Linked DNA regions of Homo sapiens: region 1 is linked to region 2. The links are chromatin loops, found by intact Hi-C in ENCODE. Cell type or tissue: heart right ventricle. All regions are shown on one strand.

Evidence for each region. Peaks named below come from ENCODE experiments on the same cell type or tissue, not always from the same donor. Only the 100,000 strongest peaks of a DNase experiment are listed, where the experiment ranks them.
Region 1: it touches region 2 in a loop (7-fold over the local background); 1 of 110 quality-filtered maps calls a loop at or near these places.

The regions. Positions count from the first base shown.
Region 1 is chr7:31,980,727-31,985,726 of GRCh38, forward strand. The region is part of intron 2 of PDE1C (phosphodiesterase 1C); the gene reads right to left. Among named protein-coding and RNA genes, the nearest start is that of PDE1C, 87 kb to the right of the region's middle. In heart right ventricle, no CTCF peak of the experiment used is centred here; no DNase peak of the experiment used is centred here; H3K27ac peaks cover 2,649 bases.
Region 2 is chr7:31,879,470-31,884,469 of GRCh38, forward strand. PDE1C (phosphodiesterase 1C) reads right to left here. Exons shown (of 18, transcript NM_001191057.4): 3 at 1,278-1,391. Among named protein-coding and RNA genes, the nearest start is that of PDE1C, 190 kb to the right of the region's middle. In heart right ventricle, a CTCF peak has its summit at 2,794; a DNase peak (open chromatin) is centred at 2,882; H3K27ac peaks cover 4,241 bases.

The DNA.
Region 1 (5,000 bases), 100 kb after region 2:
CTACAGGGCAGCATTCCTTCTGGAGGCTCTAGGAGAGAATCAGTTTCCTTGCCTTTTCAATCTTCTGGAGACCACCCACCTTCCTGGGCTTGTGGCCCCTTCTTCCATTCTAAAGCCAGTCAGTAGGGCATCTTCAAATCTCTCTTGGTCTCTGGCTCTCCTGCCTCTCACTTATAAGCAGCCCTGCGATGATGGTGGGCCCACCCAGATGATCCAGGATGACCTTCCTATCTCAAGACCCTTAACTCAATCACACATGCAAAGTCCCTTCTGCCACATCAGGCAGCATTTATAGATTTCAGGGATTAGGATGTGGACAACTGTGGAGAGCCATCATTTCACTTACCATATTGACTCTTAAGGCTATGACTCTTAAAGTCTTTTCTCCTAATCTATAAACCCATCAAGAATATTTAAGTTATTCTTGTAACTACACACTACCTTGTTAACTCAATCTTATTATAATAAGCTATGTCAGGCTATAGTCAAGAATATTACCATTATAATATTACCTATATAAATCTGGGGATGTGAAGCATAGAAAAGAATTTTTAAATCTCAAGTTTTGCATTTGTGTACTTATATACCTACCAATTTATAGAGTTTGAAATTTTATAGAATTTGAGGTTTGGTAGATAAGGTCGTAAATAAAGTTTGACGATTTATATCACATCTTCACTTAACATATCACTTCATATATTTTAATTATTAAAATGTGTGTTAATGAAATTTCAACTGTAATTAATCTCCTTTCTACTGAAATGGTTCAATAGATCCATGAGCCTAAACAAATCTCCCTGGATTTTCATCATTAATATTTTTACTCTTTAAGAATAAAGAATTTATGAATTATGATCTACAGTTTATCCCACTATTTCAAATGACAAAATCTTGTCACTGCTTTAGCTTTAAAAGTATGTCTTCCCACTTTTAAAGCACTTTTTCTAGACAGCCATACCTACTTTCTTCACTTAAGTAGTTGACACTTATATAACACTACACACATATAGTTGTATGTGTCAACACACATGAAAGAGGAAATAACAGAGAAAGTGTTAATCTGCCTATATCTTTGAATATTATCAAAGCAATTTAGAAAGCTTTATAACTGAAAGTTAAATATGAGAAAGAAAAAAGACAGTTTCATATCTTACAGACGAAGTTAAATAGAACATTCTCTGAGCATGGTTTACATGTGAGACTTTGTTCTAGGTGCTGTATGCCAACACTATTCCCAAATATATATTTTTTCAGTGCCTTCAAAAGAGGCTGTTATGCTACCTTAGATAACCCCCCTTCTAATCTGCATGATGCAATTCACTGCTATCTGCATGATATTCCACTTGAAGTGCACAGTAGAGCACTGTGCTTTCCATCAGCAAATATCTAGAGTTATGTGGGCATGAAATGTCTCCTCCAAGGAGTCAACAGCGACCCAGGAATCGTTCTCAACTGCACCCCTGAGCTGGCAGCCATCCAGTCGAGGTTCCCTAGACAGGCAGTGTTGTCACTGATGTTACACCAAGGGGCCTGTGTTTCAGATGTTTCTCTTTCTCAACAAGCACATCGGTGTGAACTCGAAAGAATGAAAAATAGTTCCATGTGATATTCATCCAGTTGTTTTGTTCTGTAAGTAGCAATGGTTAAGTTACAAACCATGAATTTAATGCCAAACTCCTGTGCTCAGGTAGGCATGACAGTAAACTCTCAATAGCCTATAAAAAGGAAGATGAAAGGATAAAGGTAAATCCAATTTACACAAGAATCAATACTGTCATCAACAACACTAATAGGGAAGGTTCTATGATTTTTTTAATTTCCTCTTTTTTTTTAGCATAAAAACAGAAGTTAATGGGTCCCTCTCAGTTTGGGAAAATCTGAGTGACAAGCCAAAACCAATAGGTTTTGAAAGGGGCCTGTGAATAAAACGCAAAAAGTGCCTAATTGGAGTCAAGAACCAACTCACTATAACAATTGTAGAATCTAGATGGCAAGTGTAGGTGTTCATTATACTAATCTTTTGAACTTGCCCACATGTTTGAAAAAAAATCAAAATCAAAAGTTGGAAATAAAAAAGTAAAATAGAAAAAGAAACAATTCATAAGATATTGTTGAACCCCATGGGCTTTGAGAAATTTGCATAAACTTGAGGCATATTCAGGCTGACCAGTTAGCTCCTCTCTCCATATACAGCTCCATGCCAAAAAAATTATATAAAATCTACTATCTGAGAAAATGGGAATCCACATTGCTTCATAGCTCTTCTGAATGAACAAAATGCAACTGGTACAGACTTAAAATCGTTAGGGAAATTTCCTTTTGCAGATCATGTCATACTGACATGTACTAGAATAGCAATTAAAATATTCTAAACCCATCCCCCTCTCCATGTAACTATCCTTGTCATACTCTCTTGAAGTCAGAGTACAAATTGCTCCAGGGCTAAGTGATGACAGAAACATCTCCCAATTACTCCTGGTTACACAGACTCAAAGATGGGAACAATGAAGTTCTAATGCCTACACACTCCTTAGTGAACTCAAATTTCCTAAGACAATGAATGATCAAAGTAGAGTCTTATGAAAGCTTCTACATAAAAGACAGGAAATGAGACCCAAATCAGGAGAGTTGGGGAAGCTCAGGAGGAGGGAGATACATATCCAGCCCTCATTTAAGATCAATTCATGGATGACTCCCTAAAACACCACAGAAAATCTGACACAATAGCAAATGCACTGAATGATGCATGCCATTCACTATCACAACTGAGAACTCCAAACATTTCGTTGATATTAGAAAGTGAAACAAATGTTCCTGCAAAAGTCAAATGAGAATCAAAAGCACCATGTTTGCACTGCAGCCTGGGTGACAGAGCAAGACCCTGCCTCTAAAAAAAATAATAATTTTTTTTAAAAAATCACCATGGTTTACAGGGAAGGATACTGCCGTGGCTGCACAGACCTTTAGTGTCTCAAAGCATTGTGCAAATACCTGTGTATTTCTTTCATGCAACATGAGCATTAACTTGCAAATTTTAAAACCCTCTGATTTATCATTCCACCACTTCACTTATTTGTAAAACCAACTAAAAAAGTATTAAGAATTTCAAGACGGCAACATGAGAGCATCAGATCACATGCAGGGGCTCTTCTGAGCTCGGGCTGTTGAATCCAGGCCTGACCATATGAACTGGCAGAGTGAAGGAGAGATGTGGGGTGGAGTAGGTCAAAGATGCTGCAGGCTGCCCAAATGAAGGAATGTGGGAGGAGAAAGGGAGCAAAAGGGCTGGAAAATAAAGGGGTGTGAGGCACGTTCAAAAGAGCAGGAGGAGGAAGAGTACCTGAAGGCGGTATGATAGAGGTGGAGAGGAAAGGGCTAGATCAGGGGTCCGCAAACCCAAGGCCACAGACTGGTAGCAGTCAATGGCCTGTTAGGAACCAGACAGCAGGAGGTGAGCAGCTGGCAAGCGAGCAAGACAGCCTGTGCTCTGGCTCCTGTCAGATCAACTGAGGCATTAGATTCTCATAGTAGCACGAACCCTACTGTGAATTGTGCACATGAGGGATCTAGATTGCACACTCCTTATGAGATTCTAATGCCTGATGATCTGAGGTAGGACAGTTTCATCCTAAAACCATCCCCCTGCCATCCGTGGCAAAATTGTCTTCCACAAAATGGGTCCCTGGTGCCAAAAAGTTGGAGACTGCTGGGCTAGATCATCTGGATGCAGTTCACCACCCACAGTGCCTCAAAGTCGCTCCTTGTTTTCTCTTTCCCTGGGATCCTCTCACCACACGCCCAACAAAGGTATCACTCTTTCATGCTTGAAGGGCCATGGTCCCCTTTTTATGTTTTTTGAACAAGGAGACCCAAATTTTCACTGCGTGCACACTGGGCTCTGCAAATTACATAAGTGGTTTTGCCTAGAAGATTTAGAAGATCACCAGTCTAGATAGAGAATTCTAGAAAATAATTCCTGAGGAAGGTCCCCTTTGATGGAGTAATCTTTTAAAAATTTATTCTGTTTGCAGATTGTCTGTTACCTCAGTTAACAAAAACATTGACTGTTAAATTAAATGTTGACACAAATGATCTTGCCATGTGGAACCATAACCTCCTTTTCCTCTGTAAGAATTCCAGCAAACTAACAAATTGGAATCTGAAAGCCCCAGGTTGGAAATCTAGGAAGATGACAGAAAACATCGTCCTTCAGAGTAGCAATTCCTGAAACCTCCTACCCTAGGTCCATGCCTTAGCTACTCTGAAGGAAACACGACCTTTCCTCAAAGTAAAAGAGAGCAAAATGTAAGGAAATAATTATAAAAATTGACGCCTAAAGAACAAACCCTGGGAATCTGCTATCCAGACACCATCAAGCCATGAGTGAGTGCATACCATGAAAGGTTTATCAGCGCACGGACAAGGGCCAAGAGTAGACTAGTAAGCAGTACCATAGCAGTCATGAAATAAGACCAGATCATCATAGGGAAGGCATGGAGTTTTCTTACAATTCTTTGCTCAGAGCTCTATAAAAGCACTAAAGGGGTCTACATTTTTTTAAATAGTAGGGCTATTTATATAATCTGTTAAATTATATTTATGATTGGCCCCCAAAAAGTGGCTTTCCAGGAACCTTGAGAAATCTTTTTATCTCCAAGAAAAAAGAGAATTGAACTTTAATACGTTTTTTATTATTTATTTATTTTGTTATTATACTTTAAGTTCTAGGGAACATGTGCACAACATGCAGGTTTGATACATAGCTATACATGTGCCATGTTGGTTTCCTGCACCCATCAACTCGTCATTTACATTAGGTATTTCTCCTAATGCTATCCCTCCCCCAACCCCCAGCCCCCGACAGGTCCCAGTGTGTGATGTTCCCCGCCCTGTGTCTAAGTGTTCTTATTGTTCAGTTCCCACCTATGAGTGAGAACATGTGGTGGTTGGTTTTCTGTCCTTGTGATAGTTTGCCGAGAATGATGGTTTCCAGCTTCATC
Region 2 (5,000 bases):
AAACCTTCTATTTAAAAATGCCTTCACAGGGAGCCTTGTATTATTTCATAGATGGACCATGTGACGTTATTTTGTTTAAAAATATAAATGGATACTTAAGAGACTTTGCAAAGTATTTACCAAATCACAGCAACCCAGTCCTCTGAAGTAGTGATCCTAAGTGATGACAATTAAGATTCTTTCCAGGTTGCTACCAAAATTTAAATGTCTAAATTCAAGGAAAATTTTCAAAATAATGCAGTTCTTTATTTGCGCACAATGATTTAATCATCTAATAGCTGTGTTTTGCTGATTTTTCAAACTTGTTCATAGGTCAGACCACTAGAATCGAACACAAAGAGCAATGTTAAAATAAAACCTAAAATAGCATGTCATATTTACAGTAAACCCAACTAAAAATCATCAGTAAAAGTAGCTGCCAATGTAAAGGTGTTTGGATTTTTTTTTTCCTTTAGACTTACCAATTGGGGTGGAGGTAAGCGGAGGAAACATAACATTTGGAAAAAAGCTATGATATCGAATTTCCTTAAATTAGAAACCAAGTGTGTCAGCAAAATAATAATAATAGTAAACCATACAAATCTTAGATTACTGTGAAATACTTTCAGATTGGAATTTGGCAAATAAAAGACATCACAAATACTGACAGAGAAGCCTGTCTAAATTAGGGGGAAAAAAAACCACACCTTTCGTATTCAACATTTCAACATTTTTCAAAAGAAATGCAATTTTATAACTTTCAAACGTATGTAGTAACTGAAACCGCTTTAATACGTTTAGATAATTCAAGTGGAATAAACCTGCTAAGTAAATCAGCGACATACGTAAGACTGAAGAGGGAATGCTGGGTGCTTAAGAGAACACATGCTTCTCGATCACTTCAGGAGCCTCCATTTACTAATGGACATTATGAATTAAAACATAAACTCAATTTTTAGACTAACACTAAAAACATACAATAATTACAATGGAGCTCTATATCTGATTTTTAAAATCTTAGTGGATTTTTAAAAATTCGTTTTTCTCCTCTTTCATGATCTCACTTCCTTGTCATGGCGGCCATATGAGATTTGTTCTATTAGCTCCTTTTATAGATGAGGCGGTACAGAGAGTAAGTGACTTGTCCAAATCTATCCTCTTTGTTTGTGGAAACTAAAACTCAAAGATGAGTAATTTGAATGTCACCCCATTCCTGGCATGGGGGACAATTTCAGAAAAGCCATTTAAGAGAAAATTTACTATCACTATACTAATCTCTTTTGTTATTTTTAGCTTACCTTGTTTCATCAATATACACAGATTCAAGCACTGTGGCTGCATATTCCAAATTCTTCTTAAGATCTACCACTGAAGCTTCCCCTCTCTCTAATTGTTTGACCAAAGACCGTAATCTAGAAAAATAAAAAGACATAATTTCATTAGAATAGAGGAAACAAAGAATAATCCTACAACTATGGTGATACATTTTACAGTCATCGAATATTCTCACTTATTCTGATACATCTGAAAGGAAAATAATTATGGGACCAAAGGAGCAGGTAATAAAATAAATGTATACATTTTTGCCATTGTGAAGTAAGAAGAAAAAATTTCTCTCCAACCAGGCACTGACCATACTTTCTAGCTAGCTTTTATCTTTATGAATCCTAAATTATCAATGATTTTGCTTTTTCTCAAATTTTCATCTTTTTTGTTCTATGTGGATGTAGTAAAGCCTGACCAGCAGCAAAATCACCAAATACCTCTTGAGATTCTGCTCTGTTGAAGGCACTTGGTCCAGCAGTGGCCCCAGATAATGGCAGCCCCATGACCCAGGCATGTCCCAAGACAGATGAAAACATATAAACCACTGAGAACCACAAGAGGGCTACAGAAGGAATAGATGAAAGTAAATTGTTTTACTGGACAGAAAAAATCACTCTGAGAGGAGATAAATACCCTAGTTAAAAAAGAAAAGAAAATATGAGGATTGATTTTAAACCGAGGAATTCCAGACTATACAAGAGAAGCAATAAAACATGTTTTTTCTGTTATTTATATGAACATTATCTGCACAGAGGACTTAGTATTCATGAGAACAATAAAATGACTACAGATGATCAACATGCGGTAACTGAGAATACTGTAAATACCACAGAGATTTGGAGATTGGGCAACTCTTCAGGCTGTTTGATAACCAGCAATGAAAAGAGTAGAGACTTTGAAGACGAACTGGGGTTTGAAGCTCACTTCATAACTTATTAGCTGTGCAACCCTAGGTAAGTTATGTAACATCTTTGAGTGTTATCTTAATGAAGAGCAAAGTATGAAATTTCTAAAGTTGACCTAAAGATTAAATGAAATTGATATAGAGTATGTGACTCGGTTGTTCTTTGAAAAGGCAATCGTTATAGCTATTGTCATTATTCAATGACTTTGATCACCACAGATAACCAAATGAGAAAAATTCTAGCAAGATATTTAAAATGATTGTCAAATCTCCACTTCCCGTTGGTATACGCAATCTGTTCTCACCTTCCTGACATCAAAATATCCTCAAATAGGTTGCCTTCATGGCAAGGTATAGACTACTCCCTTCCTGATTTGCATGAAAATGACCCACAATAAAGAATGAGAAAAAATCTTGGATCAACCTTAAAAAGTAAGCAAGAGGGTCAACCATAAAATAATTTCCAGGAGTTTCAATGATATAAAATACAAATAACATTAGATTCAGGTAGTATCTACCTGAATTACGAATCTGCAATATATCAAACGGAAATATGCAAAGGAAATCAGCAGAGGCCCCTGCAGGCTTGGAGGTGAAGGTCAGCCTTGGCAATGCCATTAGCAGCACTGGGAAGAGTTCTGAATTTCAGAGGCAGCACGAGACAGGGAGTTGGCAGGGAAGGGCATGCCAGTCACTCACACAGAAGGATAGCCAGCCTGCCAAAGAATGGGGAGACAGCAGCAGGGAGCTCTGACTGCTGCTCCAAATAAGGATTGGAAGCTCTTTAGCAAAACACATTCCTGGCTAAGTCTGCCTCCAGTTCTGATTCTCACCTCAAGGTGCCCAGCTATCCCCTAGGCTGTTTGGACTCCCAAACGAAAAAATGAGAGTAAAATTAAACTTTTCAAAGTTTAGTCTCAAAAATGAAAGTAAAATTAGACTTTTTAAAGTTTACTCTCAAACATAAGAGTAAAATTAAACTTCTTAAAAATGCCTCTCTCCATTTGGGGCTTACAGGTTCTATCAGGAACTGACATGTAACTCTAGTAGAATCCATCTCAATTCTAGAACCTAAGAGGAAATGACAAAAACCAAGAAAATGATGAGAAAAATTATAAGAGTAATAGAAGTAAAAGCCAGAAGATCCTATCTACCTATAATAGAACTTCCCTAGGAAATAAACAACAGAAGCAGCTTTAATTGAATAAGTTTTCCTAGGCTAAAGTAAAACCTGTATAAGCAGATGAAAAGGGATCAAATACAATTTTTTAAAAGTAAATGAAAACATCAAATGTATGCTACTGTAATTTTTGATTTCAAAGAATAAAGAAACAAACTTGAAAATCTTTGAGAAAATGAAATATAATACTTACAAAGTAACAAAAAATTGTCCTGGCCATCTACTTCTATCATGTCAAACATCAAAAAGCAATTTAATAACAGTACCAATTTTTGAGAATAATATGGGAAACTTCAAGACATTTATATCTACATCTACAGAGTTACCAAGTACATAAGAAGCCAATAAATACATTCTCAGGTGTCAACAACTTCAAAATTTATCATTCATATCCTTTCCAGAAAACAAAACAAAAACAAAAACTTTAAGCACAGTGGTCTTCCAAGGGAGTGAATTCGTGAGTCTCCAGTTAAATGGATTGTTGATTCATGACCTAGATTTAACTAACTCAAACTGTACCAAATGGACAAGTAATTTAAAAAGATTCTGGAAAGAAGAGACAGATAAAATAAAATGCTGATAATACAAGGACAACTAAACATGAAAATGAGCTGACACGTCTCCTTTTACTAGGACAATCTCCTATTTCTCATACAAACACTTCCTCTCCCACTTTTACAAACTAAAAGCTAATTCTCATCAGTTGAAAAATAATTGGAATTATTAAGGACATTATATGGACTATGGATGTATAGCCACTAATTTTTAACAATTCCCACTCCTGGGAAAGCACAGTATTGAGAGAATCAAGTCATGAAGGGGCCTCATATCACCTTGTGATCAGGGGGCTGGGACCCCAGGGCCAGAAGAGGAGTGGGGCCTTCAGGGAAAGCTTCACTTAGAATCTCACTCAGCTGTTCCAATGAGTAGCACTGAAATCGGCTCCATCAGGGAGACCCAGGCTTTGTGCCACAATTAGCAGAAAATCAGCCATTCAGAGGCTTCTCCCTGATGTAGTCACCAGTGGTGCCAGGCAGACATTAGGCAGTCACATTTATGCATTCAGTGTGAAGTTCTGACCCAACAGGAAGCTGTAAATAGAAAGCAAAACCCTAGCCAAGTGGTTTCAACAGATCCAGAGAGGAAATGACACAGAAATAATGCACCTTTTGGATGCGTGGGAGGCACTAGAAATTTATATGTAACCCTGTCTTTCCAGCTTATGAGATGAGCAGAAGATTCAATCAACTTCCTGGCAGACAGTGAGGGAACCTAGAACAACCCGTCACTCTGTTTATGGAAGAACACCCAGCTGACATTCACCTTTCTTTACTCAAGGATGATGAAACAGAAAAAAAATTCATGAAGAGATGCAGCAATAAAGACAGAAGAAAATACAGCATTCAAAATGTGAAAGGATTCACTTTTGAAAAAAAAAATCACTAATGGAAACAGAAGTGAATTTTAGGGAGCATCTGCTGTGTGTTCAATACAATTCAAAAAAAACCCATAGATCTCTGAAACAAAGGTAAAAGCCCAAATCAACACAATAAGAAGTTTCTTTAAAAAGAAAAAAACATGACAATAGAAAGACTACAAGAACTTATTGTT